Linked DNA regions of Homo sapiens: region 1 is linked to region 2. Evidence: read pairs that join two places in POLR2A ChIA-PET (ENCODE). Cell type or tissue: PC-9. All regions are shown on one strand. Each heading gives the region's core, and the rest is flanking DNA. Links, peaks and the distances in the headings are about the cores only.

Region 1 (8,280 bases), core at 2,725-6,724, 260 kb before region 2:
CCTGCCTCGGCCTCCCAAAGTGCTGGGATTACAGGCATGAGCCACTGTGCCCAGCCACATGGTCCTGATTATAGAAAGTACTTATATTTTTGCTTCTTCCAGAATGACATATAAATGGAATCATATAGTGTATAAATGTTGGCCGGGCTCGATGGATCATGCCTGTAATCCCAGCACTCTGGGAAGCCAAGGCGGGTGGATCACCTGAGGTTAGGAGTTTGAGACCAGCCTGGCCAACATGGTGAAACCCCTCTCTACTAAAAAACAAAAAATTAGCTGGAGGCTGGGTCCAGTGGCTCACGCCTGTAATCCCAGCACTTTGGAAGGCCGAGGTGGGCAGATCAGGGGGTCAGGAGTTTGAGACTAGCTGGCCAACATGGTGAAACCCGGTCTCTACTAAAAATACAATTTTTTTTTTTTGGAGACGGAGTCTCAGTCTGTTGCCAGGTTGGAGTGCAGTGGTGTGATCTCAGCTCACTGCAACCTCCAACTCCCTGGTTCAAGCGATTCTCCTGCCTCAGCCTTCTGAGTAGCTGGGATTACAGGCACGTGCCACCACACCCAGCTAATTTTTGGTGGCAGGCACCTGTAATCCCAGCTACTCAGGAGGCTGAGGCATAAGAATCACTTAAACCTGGGTGGCAGAGGTTGCCGTGAGCCGAGATTGCAGCACTGTACTCCAGCCTGGGCAACAGAGTGAGACTCCATCTGAAAAAAAAAAATTAGCCAGGCGTGGTGGTGGATGCCTGTAATTCCAGCTGCTTGGGAAGCTGAGGCAGGAGAATCTCTTGAACCCAGGAGGCAGAGGTTGCAGTGAGCCGAGATCATGCCATTGCACTCCAGCCTGGGCAACAAGAGTGAAACTCTGTCTCAAAAATAATAATAATAATAATTAATAATAATTGAGTCTTCTAGCTTATTTCACTTAGAATAATGAATGACTTTGTGATTCATTCAAGTTGTGTACTTAGTCTTTCAATTATTCGTATTGCTCAGTAGTGTCTATTTGTTTAACCACTTACTTGCTGTTCTTATTTTTCAAAGTTGGTTTGGCTATTCTAGTTCCTTTGCCTTTTTAAGAATCAGCTCGTAAGTATCTATAACAATTTGCCCCCTTGATGAGGGTACTGTCTGGATTTCCATAAATCTACAGATCAATTTGGGTAGACCTGTTGTGTTAACAACATCCAGTCTTCCAATCTATGAACATGGAGTATCCATTTATTTACCTCTTAAAATTTCTTTCGTTAGTGTTTTGTAGATTAGCTTATGCCTAAGTAGTTCATGTTTTGGAACTGTTAGTGGTACTGGTTTTAAAATTTCAGTTTCAAAGCATTCATTGCTAGTATAAATAAATCCAGCTGATTCTTTGTCTATTGACCTAATTCCGATTTTGCTCTCTTGGAAGCCACCTGCCATGTAAAGATGGCCAGGCTATCCTGGTGGAAAGACCATGTAGAAAAAGGCCCTGGAGGATAAAAGACCATGTGGCAGACAACCGAAGTGTCCCAGATGGTAGCTGACAGAGCAGGAGCACTGTCATCTCTGACAAACACTGCCACTTTAAGTTCCAGCTCCCTTTCTAGCCTTATGCATTTCAAGGAAATCACTTCTCTTCTAACAACAAGCAGCGAAAAAGAGCAGACAGTAAAACACAGATAAGACCAGCTAGGGCACAGAGGGAGGTTAGGGGGAAGTCTCTTGGGTAAGTGCCAAGCTAAGCTTCACCCTCATACAATGGGTCCCAGTAAAACAGTGGGCCTTAATAAGCACATTCCTTTCCCTTCAGGTGCACTAAGATAGGGAAGCTAAAAGCAGACTCAGGGGTATGCCTGCAGGTGCAGGAAGATGTATGGGAACATACACAAAACTCTCCCTCCCAGATAAGCACAACAAAGAGACACAGAAGCAGTCCAAGCCTCTGATAAACTCTCCTGCCCTGAATCCTTAAATACTCAGTCTGTAAGACTGTGTCTCTGACCTAACTTGGCCAGAAGCTCCTCTCAGGTTTGTTTTCTCTAAAATAAACCTGTCCTTAACTGTCAAACCACCTTTCGTGTTTCTTTCGTCTTTCTTTAATTCTTACAGTAGCCAGCACCAACTGCCAGACATGAGAGTGAAGCCATTTTTGATGTTCAAATCCCACTGAGTTCCTAGCTAAATGTAGTCACGTGCGTGAACCCAGCTGGCATTACTGAAGAACTGTCCATCTGAGCCCAGCCAACCCACAAAATTGTGACAAATAACACATCTTGGTTGTTTTATTTTTATTTATTTATTTTTCGGAGACAGAGTCTTTCTCTGTTGCCCAGGTTGGAGTGCAGTGGCACAATCTTAGTTCACTGTAACCTCCGCCTCCTGGGTTCAAGTGATTGTCCTGCCTCAGCCTCTCGAGTAGCTGGGATTACAGGCATGCACCACCATGCCCGGCTAATTTTGGTATTTTTAGTAGAGACGGGGTTTCACCATGTTGGCCAGGCTGGTCTCGAACTCCTGACCTCAAGTGATCCACCCGCCTCAGCTTCTCAAAGTGCTGGGATTACAGGTGTGAGCCACCATGCCTGGCCATCTTTGTTGCTTTAAACCATCAAGTTTTGGGATGGTTTAAAATGGAACAATAGACAACTGATATAGGGCTTAGCAACAGTTCAGTTCTTCAGCCCTGGGCTCCCTGGCCTGGTCATGACTGCTGGGCTTTGATACGCCTTCCTGAGTTGTATTGTTGCCAGTCAGACTAGGGGCTTATGTCCCCAGGGATAGCAGTTGGCTGCCAAGTCACAGCTTTCCCTCTTCCCTACTCACTCCAGAGTGGTGTAGTTCAAATGGCCTGCATCTCTGCTTGAGCCCATGTTTCACTGCAGAGAGGCCTCTGCCATCCTTGCTTGTACTGATCCCTAGCTGTGGACTGCTTCTGCTTGCCCACTTGATTGACAGCTGCCAGTTTTCATAGCTCTCTGGGTCCCCACCACAATGCCTTCTTGGTGCCCTGATTGAAAGTCTCAGGAATGACCATTTGCAGCACCTTTTTCTCACCTTCTGATATGAGCGTCTCCTCTGTTGGGCCTGTTTCACTCTGCGACAAGTGATTAGTATTCCTCAGGCCTGAATCCCCAGTTACAGTTTCATGAATTGGTAGCCATTTAAACCTGACCTAGAACCTGCAGAGTGGTTTGATTTTATTACCCGTTTAGTACAAAGACTTAGAACCCTGGGGCTAGGTTAATTAGTTTTGTTTTTTTGTTTTTTGTTTTTTTTCTTTAAACATGTAAGTCAGAGCAAACACCTCCTGGCCTGTCCTTACTAGCTATACAGTCTGGGAAAAGTTCTTAAGCCCCTATAGACCTCATTTTCTTCACTTGTAAAGTAAAGATAATAATACTTGATAAGATAATACATGTGCATTGCTGATCAACATGCCTGGCACACAGCAACTGTTTCCTGATAGTAATTATAATTAATATTGAAAGTCAGAGATAGAGGGGCCCTTAGGGATTATTTAATCTAAGATTTTTCAGTGGGAGAAAGTGAAGCCCAGGGAGACTGAGTAATTTGCCCAAAGTCACACAGCTCATTAGTAGTTGAACTAGAACCTTAGTTTCTCAAACTCTAATCTCATGTCTTTCCCATTGCATCACAATTGTTTCCCTTAGGAGGTCTTGGAGGGAAAAAAGTGATAAAAAGGAGCTACCAACCACCAAGTATCTACTTTATTGGTGCTTTACATACCTCATGTTATTTTATTCCCATAATAATTCTGGGCGTCATTATCCTCACTTTATTGATGAAGACACTGGACTCAGAGAAGTTAAAATCTTGCCAGCCAGGCACAGTGGCTCATGCCTATAATCCCAGCACTTTGGGAGGCCGAGGCAGGCTGCTCAACTGAGGTCAGGTGTTTGAGACCAGCCTGGCCAACGTGGTGAAACCCCATCTCTACTAAAAATACTAAAATTAGCCGGGTGCAGTGGCACACGCCTGTAGTCCCAGCTACTCGGGAGGCTGAGGCAGCAGAATTGCTTGAACCCAGGAGGCAGAGGTTGCAGTGAGCTGAGATCACGCCATTGCACTCTAGCCTGGGCAACAGAAGCAAAACTCTGTCTCAAAAAAAAAAAAAAAAAAAAGTTAGAAGTTAAAATCTTGCCTGCAGGCCCCACAGGCAGTAGAATGGGGACTCCAACCCGGGCCTGTCTGACTCAAAGCCAGCCCGTGCTCCTCTACCTCTCCTGCCCTTCCTGGGTCAGGCTGGAGAGCCTGAGAACCACAGGGAAGAAGGGTTTCTTCAAGGTCTGGCACCACCCTGGCTGCATTTCTTCTTAGTCCTCAGACGCAATAGCTGGTCTGCGTGCAAGAGCCTTTTATCCTTCCTTCCACACAATCCTTTTAACTGAAACCAAGTGGCCAAAGCTTAACTGTAATTCTACAAAACTGGTGGTGAAAGGCCTGGCTGGGGCTCGGGCCACTCACCCCAAACGTGATGTGCATAGAGAGTGGGGCTGACATTGTTTAGCTCCCTGCCTAGCAGTGCCCAACCAAGCCTCCCAATCTAAATTGAGCCCTTAATCGTTTTCCTGGCATTTGCTCAGACAGGATTTTATTTTCTAGTAATAAAAGCTCCTACGTTGTAGGAAAAGAAACCAATCTGCCTTTTCTCCTGTTAGCTTTTGTGAATGCTTTGCCACCTGTCCTTTTCCCCCTTGTCCTTGTGCTTGGGGCAGAGCCACGTTGTTTTGTGCCCACTGTCAAGTTTTGAGGAGTTCTGAGTGGGCAGAGAAAAGCACTCACATTGACTGTGCCTCTTCGATCATTACTGGCAGCTTCCCATCTCGTGGATGGACAGGTTTCATCCTACAGGCTTGACTTCTGGGTCTGCAGGTGGTATGAGGAAGATAGTCCCAGGGAAGTAGGAGCAAGTGAGTCACCGAGGGCCTCCCGCATAAGCAGCTCTTGATGGCTGGTGTCTAGTTGCCTTGGTCTTCTGCTTAAGAATTTTCAGTGGCTCCCCAGTGCCTGCAGCATGAAGCACACACTTTCTAAAACAGTATTCAGACCACCCACCTCCTCAACCTCTTCTCTTTTTGTTGGTGAAAAAAATAAAAAAAATAAAATGAAATGCAGAATAGAAAGAGTAAAAATGAATCTCCAGAGTCTTCATCGCCAAAATCAATGCTAACATATTGACATATATCTTTCCAGATCTATGCATAAATATATATATATTTAAATTTGTGAGGCCTTTTCAGTTCTAACTTTCCTTTGTAGCTTTATCTTTTACAACTCCCACGGTACACTAAACATTATCTACACGTAATTCACCTGTGTATAGGCAAATGCGTAGAATGTGCCTATTCTGATTAAAGGAAATGTGAGATGTGTGTGTGGGTGGGTGTGTGTGTGGGGGGTGTGTGTGTGTGTATATAATCTATACCATGGAATACTACTCAGTCATAAAAAAGAATGAAATTTTCTTTTATAGCAGCATGGATGGAACTGGATGCCATTATCTTAAGTGAAATAACTCAGAAAGTCAAATACGCATGTTCCCACTTATGAGTGGGAGCTAAATTATGTAAATTATGTATATATATACAGACATGGACATAGAGAGTGAAATAATTAACATTGGAAACTCAGAAATGTGGGAGGGTGGTGAGAGATGAGAAATTACCTAATGGGTGTAATGTACACTATTTGGGTGATGGTTACACTAAAAGTCCAGTCTTCACCATTATGTAATATATTCATGTAACAAAGCTGCACTTGCACCCCCTAAATCTATAAAAATAAGTTTTTTACAAGAATTAGCCTATCCATATAGCATGCACTTTCAGATTTTTAAGAATTCACACCAGCTGTTCGCTCTCTCTGAAATGCCCTTTACACAATGCCTGCACATAGTAAGCTCTAACAAAACTCTAGCTGTTCCTTTTAATTTCTTTTCCTGCCTGGTGAGCTCCAACTTAACTATTTAAAACTCTGCTTAAATAGCTCTACATCTAGGAAATGCCCCTCTCTCCCCAAACCCTCACCTGTCTGCTCACCAGTTGGCTACTCACCACCCGTTTTGGGACCCGTGGATCCACTGCCCTCCCACCCTATCCTGTCCTAAGCCGGCTCTTCCAAGGCAGTCAGGGGTCATGTCTCTTTCACTCAGGCCCATGATTGACACTCAGTACAGGCTGGGAAAATGGACATCAGACTGTCAGAGGCAGCAGTTTGCTGGATGAAGCTAGTCCGAGGCATACTGCAGGGGCCCAGGGCACTGCTGGACAAGTCAGAGTGGCTGTGAGCTGGCATTTGTACAGAGATTCCAAACTGCTAAGGAGACCCCTGTTGTTGGCTGGGCTCCTCCCTGTCTGGCAAGAGCTAACCTTCCACCTCAGAAAGCATTATGGTGCCAGAGAGCTCTCTTGGCAGACCTTGGATGAATTATTTACTCTCTCCTTGTTGAGTGAATGCAGGCACATTTGAGGCTCCTCTAAAGATGCTTGATCCAGAATTCTAGCCTTAATGGTGGTGGGCTGCAGAGAAAGAGAAAATAAACCAATGTCCCCACCCTTGGCCAGACTTCCTGCCATATCTTTAGGGGGGGCATTTTGTTCTCTTTGACTCACCTTTGCCCACAGCTCCCTGCACTGTCCCCCAACTCCAACTCCACTTAAAAGGGACATTTTGGCCAGGAGCGATGGCTCATGCCTATAATCCCAGCACTTTGAGAGGCCAAGGTGGGCGGATCACTTGAGGTCAGGAGTTCTAGGCCAGCCTGGTCAACAGGGTGAAATCCCATCTCTATTAAAAATACAAAATCAGCTGGGTGTGGTGGCGCGTGCCTGTAATCACAGCTACTTAGGAGGCTGATGCAGGAGAATCACTTGAACCCGGGAGGTGGAGGCTGCAGTTAACCGAGATTGCACCACTGCACTCCAACCCCGGGCAGACAGAGCAAGACTCTGTCTCAAAAAATAAAAAATAAAAAAACAAACCGGACATTTCACGTTTTCTTGTTGGGGCACAATTTGTTGCTCCTCTCTCCTCCTTTACACCTCACCATGCAGCTCCTGTGTCATAATCTTACACATTCTTCTGTCTGCATTCCCTCAGCATTGGAAAACTCTGAGATGAGAACCAAGAGCAATGGTTTACTGGACACTGCAGCAGCTTTAAGCAGCATTTGTTGAAAAGCACACACTGGGTACTTTCCAATACCTCGGCTCACTTCTGGGTGGTCTTTGTTAAGAGAAGCGGCTTCTAGCCTTGCTGGGTAACACATCTTCCTTCTCAGGTTCCCTGAACAAATGAAGCAATTGAAGCAACTGGAAATAGCAGCTACTGGCGTGGGAACACACATGGCATCTAACACTCATCCTGACAGAAGAGTCATGTGGCCGAGTTTCTCCAGGCCTCACCCACCTGTGAGTGTCACTGTTGGGGTCATATTAGGGGCAATGGCCTGTCATTGCTGACCCTTGCCCCTGAGACTTTGTCCCCAGGAGCATTTTGCAGCCACTCACAAGTACTCCTGTTACACTTCCTCTCTCCCCCACATTGGCAATGTCTCCAGGTCACCTGACAACTCCAGGGGAAGGTGCAGCAAATGCCTTATATGCTGTATCTGCATGGAGAATGTGTTCCCCTGGTGAGGAAACTCTTCAGGTGATTAAATGGTGACAAATGCTCTGGAATTCTCCCTGTGCTGGGAAGACAGCATGTGCCTTCACCTCCACCTCCCTTTCTGCATTTTAGTTTGTCAGCAGGCCTGAAAGCGGCAGTGGTAACATCGCCCTTTGAAAACAGTGAGGAGCCCCTCTCTCTGCTGAGTTATTATTTTTTTATGTGTTTTTTTGAGACAGAGTCTCACTCTGTCACCCAGGCTGGAGTGCAATGGCGCGATCTTGGCTCACTGCAAACTCCACTTCTCAGGTTCAAGTGATTCTCCTGCCTCAGCCTCCCAAGTAGCTGGGATTACAGGCGAGTGCCACCATGCCCAGCTAATTTTTTTTTTTTTTTGTATTTTTAGTAGAGACGGGGTTTCGCCATGTTGGCCAAGCTAGTATCAAACTCTTGACCTCAGATGATCCACCCCCCTTGGCCTCCCAAAGTGCTGGGATTACGGGCATGAGCCACCACGCCCAGCCTCTTTGCTGAGTTCTGACTTCCGTCCACAGAGCCAGGTTAGGCATAGATATCTGAAGCTTCCCACATGCTGCCCAGCCGTCTTTGCGTCTTTTTCTGGCATGTGAGCCAAACCACTTCCTCATCCTCACACGGAGTGACACCCAGAAG
Region 2 (8,280 bases), core at 1,910-5,909:
TCCTCTGGCATCATTATTAGACAGCTCTTGTGCAGTGGGTAGCACCAGACCCAGCTTGCATGGTTATTGATTTTTCAGAGACACTTTTTGAGCTTATTCTCTGGCAGAAAGGGGAACTGCTTCCTCCCCTATCTCGTGTCTGCATACTAGCTTGTCTTTACAAGAAGCAGAAGTAGTGGAAATGTTTATTCTTGAAAATAAGCTTTTTGCTTCACATGATCTAGAATTTTTAAAATTAGAAAAATGTGCTTACTGCGTGCCCTTCTGAAACTAGGAAAATATGCCTTGTGTTTACCAATTGTGTGGTTAGGAGATGGGCCAAAGGCATCAGGCTTTTGAAAGTAGTTGCATTTAGCATAATTTCCATTGCCCCCTGCCAATTTCATATCTGTCACATCTAATCAGTTTAAAATAAGGGGCATCCTAAGCATGGAGATGGTCCTTGGATGGTCCTTGGAGTTTCTGTATTTTCAGTATTCTTTTTTTTGAGCATACAAGACATTTATTGAAAAATTCTTGGGATCAATACTTGTGTAAGGAAAGGAAAGGGAACAAAGCATGATTGGGCAGAGGCAGAAGATGACATCAACAAAGGCCCTCCGTTGTCAGTATTCTTTTTTTTTTTTTTTTTTTGAGTTGGAGTCTCGCTCTGTCACCCAGGCTGGAGTGCAGTGGCGTGATCTCAGCTCACTACAACCTCTGCCTCCCAGGTTCAAGTGATTCTCTGCTTCAGCCTCCTGAGTAGCTGGGATTACAGGCATGCACCACCACACCTGGCTAATTGTTGTATTTTTAGTAGAGACGGGGTTTCACCATGTTGGTTGGCCAGACTGGTCTTGAACTCCTGACCTCAGGTGATCCGTCTGCCTTGGCCTCCCAAAGTGTTGGAATTACAGACATGACCCACTGCACCCGGCCTGTTGTCAGTATTCTTAAACATAGACACTAACTGTAGGCTGACAGCCTAGCAGCAAGGACCAGTTAAAGAAATGAGTAGAACTGAAGTGTGCTTGAGTATCTCTGGCAGTCAGCAAAAACTTAATGGGAATCATGGTAGGCCAAATGTTCTGCAGTATTTCAAAAGCTGCATGGGTTTTGAGAGGCTTTTGGTCCATCACTCACCTTAGGTTGTTCTACAAGCACATCAGCCTGCCCCAATTTAAACAGGGCAGTTAGTAATGGTGTAATAAAGAGTCTGCATTGTTCATTCCTTCAACAAATACTGGCTATAATGTTTCAGCACTGTGGATGCAAAGTGAGCAGGATAAACAGGCTCTTCTTTCAAAGCTTGTGGTCCACTGGACCACGTATGAAGTAGAATAGTTTAGGTCCAGAAAGGCAATTAAGTAAAATATGACCAAGAAGAGGCTCTCTAGTGGGTTTGGTATAAAGAAAAGATAAGAATGATTTAGAATTGGCCTATCAATGAGATAAGAGGCCTGGCTTTCTGGCACTCTGCTCTAGGGCAAGTAAAATGGAGAATTCCAAATTCTGAAATTGTTAGAACATAGTTCTGTGTCTTAGTTAAATATCTACACTTACAGATAAATAGCATAAATGCTTTCTCCCCATATTTCAGCCCAGTCCTACTTAAAGACAACATAAATTGCAAAATAGTGAGGATGTTGTTCATCTAATAAAAGTGGTTCCAGGAATTCAGACTCTGGATTCCTGTTTGCCAAATCATGTGTCCCACTCTTAAGAAAACGAGTTGGACTCTGGATTTTTCTTTGCAAGAGGGACAAGAGTGTGGGAGATACTGAGTTAATGCAACTTGCAGGTTTTAAGTGTCCTGTCATTGTGCCTTGTGCTTTGATACATTCTGAGTTTCAGTAAAGAGACCTGATGCATTGGACTGTTGCAATGGAACCTGTTTTAAGATCTTCAAAGCTGTATTGATATGAAGTTCTCCAAAAGACTTCAAGGACCCAGCTTCCAATCTTCATAATCCTCTTGTGCTTGTCTCTCTTTGCATGAAATGCTTCCAGGTATTTTTGCAAGGCTACCAGTTACATTTGACAAGTCTGTGCAATGGATCAAAATCAGAAGAGATGATTCAACTTGGTGACCAAGAAGTTTCTGAGCTTTGTGGCCTACCAAGGGAGAAACTGGCTGCAGCAGAGCGAGTACTTCGTTCCAACATGGACATCCTGAAGCCAATCCTGGTGAGTAGACTTGCTCACTGGAGAAACTTCAAGCACTAATGCTTTCGGAATGTGAGGCTTTTCCTTGGACAGCATGACTTTGTTTTGTAGAAAAGTACGGCTGGCTGGGAGTTTGTGATATAATTTAGTTCAGTGGTATTCTAAGTGTTCTTAGTGTTCTTTCAGACTTTTGGGCCATCTCCCAAAGGGTGAATGGGAAGAATAAGCTGGGTGTGGCTGAGTTTAAGCCAAAAGTTTTTTGTGCTTGTTTCAATCAGAGAAGACCTGCTTTTTCATGTTTTTACTATTATAATACTAAGCAAGAGCTCATTTGAAAACAGAGTTCTTCATATTTAAAAAAAAAAAGTCTTGAAACCATTGATGGGAAGATGGATATCTATTTATGTTTAAAAACCCATCATAAAGATGACATTGTGGGCTGTCACAGTTGGAAGGCCCTGGAATTAGATGAGACCACACTATTTAGCTTACTTAGTAATAACATTGCAAAGAAAAATTCCGACGAAGTTTTTTCAGCCTAGGAATCAATAGTTCAGAGAAGCACTCTATGAGAATACCCATTCATTCTTAACCAAAAAATACTGGTGAGCCTGAGCAGTTTGGTCATCAGAGTGTTTTATATAGTTCCAGAACAAATATGTCTCTAGGTGTTCTGAGAGCTCTGGTGAAATTCCTCTCGCTACCCCAAACATCATCATTTAATATCCAGGATTCTGGTTTTCTACTCACCAGATAGATTCTCTTAAAACCAGGGAAAGATTCCTGGAGGAAGGATGTATCTGGAAAGAGATGTTCCTTATTATAATAAAATGAAATTGTAATACTCTTGGATTTTGTGCAGCACGAATTCTTTATAGAGAGTTGGTCCTCCCAGAGAATTAAGAATACTCAGTTTCTGGACCCTGTTCCCAGATCATACCCTAGAATGTGACCTTAGAAACACACTTCAGGATTCATACCTTTGATTGACCATCAAAAAGTTTTTGTATCGGCCAGGTGTGGTGGCTCACGCCTGTAATCCCACCACTTTCGGATGCCACGGCGGGCAGATCACGTGAGGTCAGCAGTTTGAGACCAGCCTGGCCAACATGGTGAAACCCTGTCTCTACAAAAATACAAAAAATAGCCGGGCGTGATGGTGGGCACCTGTAATTCCAGCTACTCGGGAGGCTGAGGCAGGAGGATCGCTTGAGCCTAGGAGGTGGAGGCTGCAGTGAGCTGAGATCTGTCTCACTCTGTTGCCCAGGCTGGAGTGCAGTGGCGCGATCTCGACTCACTGCAACCTCCGCCTCTCAGGCTTAAGTGATTCTCATGCCTCAGCCTCCGAGTACCTGGGACTACAGGCACCTGCCACCACGCCCAGCTATTTTTTGTATTTTTAGTAGACATAGGGTTTCACTATGTTGCCCAGCTGGTCTCGAACTCCTGAGCTCAAGTGATCTGCCCACCTCGGCCTCCCAAAGTGTTGGGATTAAAGGCATGAGTCACCGTGCCTGGTCCCATGTTATAATTTTAAAGTAAGGTATATTTCTCTACAGGGATCTTTGCAACCCTAAGTAACTGGCCTAAAAAGTTAGAGAAGCTGACTTGTGCAGACATTTGCAGCCTGTTGGTCTTTTTTGTGCTGTGAATCATAGAGGGTGAAAGGTTATTATGAATGGTACAAAACTTTGTTACAAAACCATTTTCTTGGACTGTTTTGGGCTGCTTCACTGCATGACAAATGCTCACCCTTTCAGCTGGAATGATTGAAATTTTGGAAAAGATGGGTGTTTTTAGAAGACATTGTAATTTGTTCCGGTGCTGTGCCCATTCATTCCATTTCACTTCTGTTTACTCATTAAACACCTATTGTGTACACAACCCGGTAAAATCCCTCCACTCACACAATGCCTGAATTATACTCATAGTAGAATGACTGTTTAGCCCTCATCATCTGATAATTAACAGCTCAGGTTTCAACCTGACAGTATCTCTCTGGGAGGATTAGCAGCGTGACAGAGTGCAGGGAAATGCACCTTCAGAACCGTCAGCTACACTGTGTCCCATCCTGCTGTGTTGTGGTTGTGCCTTGTGGATGCGTTGGTTTATGACCAGGTATTGATTAAGGTGGCTACTACCAGGTGCTTTCTGCATATCTCGGGTTTGTGGAGCACTCAGGTTCTGCTTCTGCCCCTCTGCTGTTACCAAGAGACCTCTCTTCAAAATGGGGCTCTTGAGTTAGAGTAGAATGAGTGATCAGGATTGTTTTGTGTAAAGATGATTTCTGAGGAAGGCTTTAGGATGAAATGACTTCCAAACATTTTGAAATGTGACTCTTACTTATTGAATTAAGCAGGGCCTTAATTGGAATGCTGGGACTGATACTTGATTTGCATTAAGCAGCCTTTTTCTATTGCTGCTTGGTTGAAATTTCAACATTTGTGATGGTAGATGGATGTGACATGTGATGACATTGCACATGGGCAGTTAACTGTGCCAAGAAGTGCAGCAGTAGCAGCAACCGGAGATGCAAAGCCCAACATGATGGGGAGAGAAACTCTTCTTTCAATATGTGCTTCTGTACCAAAAGTGGAATTTCACGAGAGACATATTTTGAAACATTTCTCCTTTTGTGTGTGCGTGAGTGTTTCCCTGTTTCCAGCCAAGGGTATTGTGAGTTTCTCCTGGGCCTCCTTCAGAATCTGGGTGCTCTGGAAAGCAGTGTTTTGGCAACATGGGGAAAGTATGGCAGTGTGGGAGGGTCAGCTGGGTCTGGGTTTGAATATTGCATTTGAATATTTTACCAGCATTGATGTCGGATAAATTATTTAGTCCCTGTAAGCCTCAGTTTTCTCTTCTTCTACATACACATAATATATTTGACTCTTTGTTGTGATTATTGGTTACACATATGAAGAGCCTGGTGTGGGGCCTGGCACACAATAGGTGCTCAATAAATAGAAGTTGATAATTTAATTGACATGAGTAGTAGAAATTATGTCCTTGAAAACAATTGCGTCAAGATAGAAGTTTTCAGCCAGGCACAGTGGCTCACATCTGTTGTAATCCCAGCATATTGTGGGGGCCGAGGCGGATGAATCACTTGAGGCCAGGAGTTCAAGACCAGCCTGGCCAACGTGGTGAAATCCCCTCTCTACTAAAAATACACATATTTGCCAGGCAGGCGTGGTGGCGCACACCTGTAATCCCAGCTACTGAAGAGGCTGAGGCACAAGAATCGCTTGAACCCAGGAGGTGGAAGTTGCAGTGAGCTGAGATCACTCCACTGCATTCCAGCCAGCGTGACAGAGTGAGACTCTGTCTCAGAAAAAGAAAAAAAAGATAGAAGTTTTCTTCTGTAGATCAGTGTTAGAACTCATACCAAGCGAAGTGGTCCTGGTGAGTATTTCAGTGAAAAACTGCATTCTTGCTCAGATATTGTCAAGACTTTTCACCCAAAGATTCTTATTTATGTCTCAGTCCGTACCTTGTGTGAAAATTAATACTGGATGTCAGAACGCTGTTGTGTTTTTAAAGTTCCCTGGGGTTAAGAGCAGTTTCCATTAGGTGTTCTCTGCTTTTTACTTAAAAATCTTACTCATGCATTGAGCAATATTTATTCAGTTCTTATTATGTGTCAGGTATTTTCTAGGAGCTGGACTCAACTCAAAAGATATCCTTTTGATGAGAACAAAGGTGGGTGGATATATGAAATATTATCTGTGGGATAAATGCACTTAGTCATGAGGGAGACTTGTTATGGAGTGCGCTCATTGTATTTGTACTGTTGAGTTAACAACTTCTAGGAGGAGCTCAGGGCCACCTGGCAGGGGCTTCTTTTGTCTTGCTGCTCAGCAAGGTGTATTTTGCTGTAGAGTGTGCTGGGCAGGTGAACTTTTCTTAACTTTCTCTTGGGTCCTTCCTAAAGCAGCATGTACCTTTCCCAGAGCGAGGAGAGGGCCACCTTCCTGTCTCACAGAAACCTCCAATCTGTTTTGGACTGCAGGAAGGAGCCATAGTAGTGGACCAGCAAATTTTGGCCCGAGAGATTGATTTGCTTCCGATTGTACTTTTTTTTTTTATTGCTACTATAACAAGTCACCAAATACTTAGCAGTTTATAACCACATACATTTATTATTTCATAAGGCCAGAAGCCAGGATACAGTAGAGCTCACCTAGGTCTACTTCTTAGAGGCTCACAGGGCTGATATCAAGGTGTTTGTGGGGCTGTGTTTTTTTGGGGGGGCTCTGAAGATGAATCTGCTTTGGAGCTCATCCAGGATATCAGATGAATTCAGTCCCGTGCAGTTGTAGGACTGAAGTCCATTTCCTTGCTGGCTGTCAGCAGGGGCTGGTTTTTGCTCCTAAAGGTTGCCATCATTCCTTCTTATGCTTTTCATGTGACTCCTCTCCCACAAGTGGGTTGAGTATCTCTCACACTTTAAACCTCTGACGCCTCCTGTCACATCTGTCTCCAGTCAGAGAAAGTTCTTTACTTTTAAGGGCTCAGGTGTTTAGTTTGGGCCCATTCACATAATCCAGGATAATCTCCTTATTTTGAGGTTCATAACTTTAATTACATCTACACAGTGCATTTGCTATGAAATGTGCATATTCACAGACTCCAGGAATAGGGTGTGGACATCTTTGCAGGGGATATTCAGTCTGCTGTAGCTTTCTTGATTGGAAGGAATAGTTTATCATATATTTGAAGTGTTCCCTCAGTGCCTTTGGCTTTTGTTGACCCCTCTGCAGCTCTCTGCTTTTTCTTGCCCATATTTGGAAAGTGACTCTAAAGCATAATAAGCATCACCTATTAGGGTTTTTAATGTACAAACCAAACAGAGGTGACTTTGGGAGGAGAACATCTCTGAACTAGGTATGAGACATTCATCGAAAAAAATCCATCAAGTGTTTATTGTATGTCTGCTTTATACCAGCACTGTTCTAGGCACTGAAGTTCGACCACCAACAAGGCAGTTGTGATGCACTTGGAGCTTTCATTCTGATGGGCATTGAGATCCAGGCTGAAGGCTGAGTCTGGGAATTTGAGGAATTCTTTGTAGGTCCTGGGTCTACAGAGTGAGAGCTGTCCTCGTTCCAGTTTCACTGATGACCTCTCGACCAGCTCCCTCACAGCAGTCTTTGCCAACACAGACACTGTGGGCTGTAGTGGGAGGAATGTGGGGTTGAATGAGCTAGGTTTGGGCTCTGTCCTTGACTCACCATTGCCTCAGTGATGTGAAAATGGTGTCTGATCCTTAAGGTTGGAAGTCCAGGCATGCAGATTTATCTCCATCTCAATAACGTGGGGAAAAAAAAGAAGTGGTTTTTGTGGAACCAGTGGTTCCACTGTCCACGTGTCTTCCAGTGTGCCTAGCACATTCCCACCAAGTGGATCTTGGTTCATGAGGGAAAGAAGGGAAAGTGAGGGTGCCCCGAGGCTCCCAGAAGACAAGTAATGTCACAGCTGAGCTGTGTACAGATCGAAGAAGCAGATGGATAAGGAGTGAACAAAGTCATCCTTGTCTTGAGGGGTCTTTATTTAGCTTCTTCTTGACTCTTAGACAAGGACCCAGAATACAGATGGGGCTTGTTGTTACCTTCAGCCTCATGGCTTTTTAGGGCTAGATACTTCAGCTTGTTACATGCAGTCCTTAAAGCGTCTGTGTGGGTTTTTGCAGGAGAGAACACTTGCTCGTGTTCTCCTGTCTGGAACCCGGACATTGTTGGAAAGTATCAGATTTTGTTTGGCTTTGTGTGATTTGACTGCCCACCTGTTTACTTGCTTTCTCCCAGCAAGCAGCCGCAATCCCCATGGGTTGGTAATGGGTGGAATGACACACTGTGTAGATTTACTCTTCAGACTCTATGTTCACCTCATTCTTATGGGAAAAGAAGAGCACTAGCTGGTAGATATAGCAGTGTGTTAATATGACTGCTCAACTCCATTTACACAGACATTTTCACCTTAGTTATACTATTTCTTCATTAAATATTGTTGCCAGATCTAAGATACAGGTTTAATTTTTTCCTCTGAATTATGTGGTAGTAGATGTATTTAACTATGTTTAGAAACAGCAAAAAATGAAGCGTTTGAATGCGTTAAACACATCTAATTTGAAAGTTAA

What was found. ChIA-PET counts read pairs that join two places held together with the same protein. Peaks named below come from ENCODE experiments on the same cell type or tissue, not always from the same donor. Only the 100,000 strongest peaks of a DNase experiment are listed, where the experiment ranks them.
Region 1: POLR2A ChIA-PET joins it to region 2 with 7 read pairs; 4 of 35 experiments call an interaction of 5 or more read pairs at or near these places.

The regions. Positions count from the first base shown.
Region 1 is chr9:105,115,458-105,123,737 of GRCh38, reverse strand. It overlaps LOC105376197 (a long non-coding RNA gene), which reads right to left. Exons shown (of 4, transcript XR_930205.3): 2 at 4,783-5,007. Among named protein-coding and RNA genes, the nearest start is that of SLC44A1, 130 kb to the left of the region's middle. In PC-9, for the core only: no CTCF peak of the experiment used is centred there; a DNase peak (open chromatin) is centred at 4,877; H3K27ac peaks cover 693 bases.
Region 2 is chr9:104,852,407-104,860,686 of GRCh38, reverse strand. ABCA1 (ATP binding cassette subfamily A member 1) reads left to right here. Exons shown (of 50, transcript NM_005502.4): 7 at 1,989-2,165. Among named protein-coding and RNA genes, the nearest start is that of ABCA1, 72 kb to the left of the region's middle. In PC-9, for the core only: no CTCF peak of the experiment used is centred there; DNase peaks (open chromatin) are centred at 4,056 and 5,826; H3K4me3 peaks cover 1,167 bases; H3K27ac peaks cover 4,000 bases.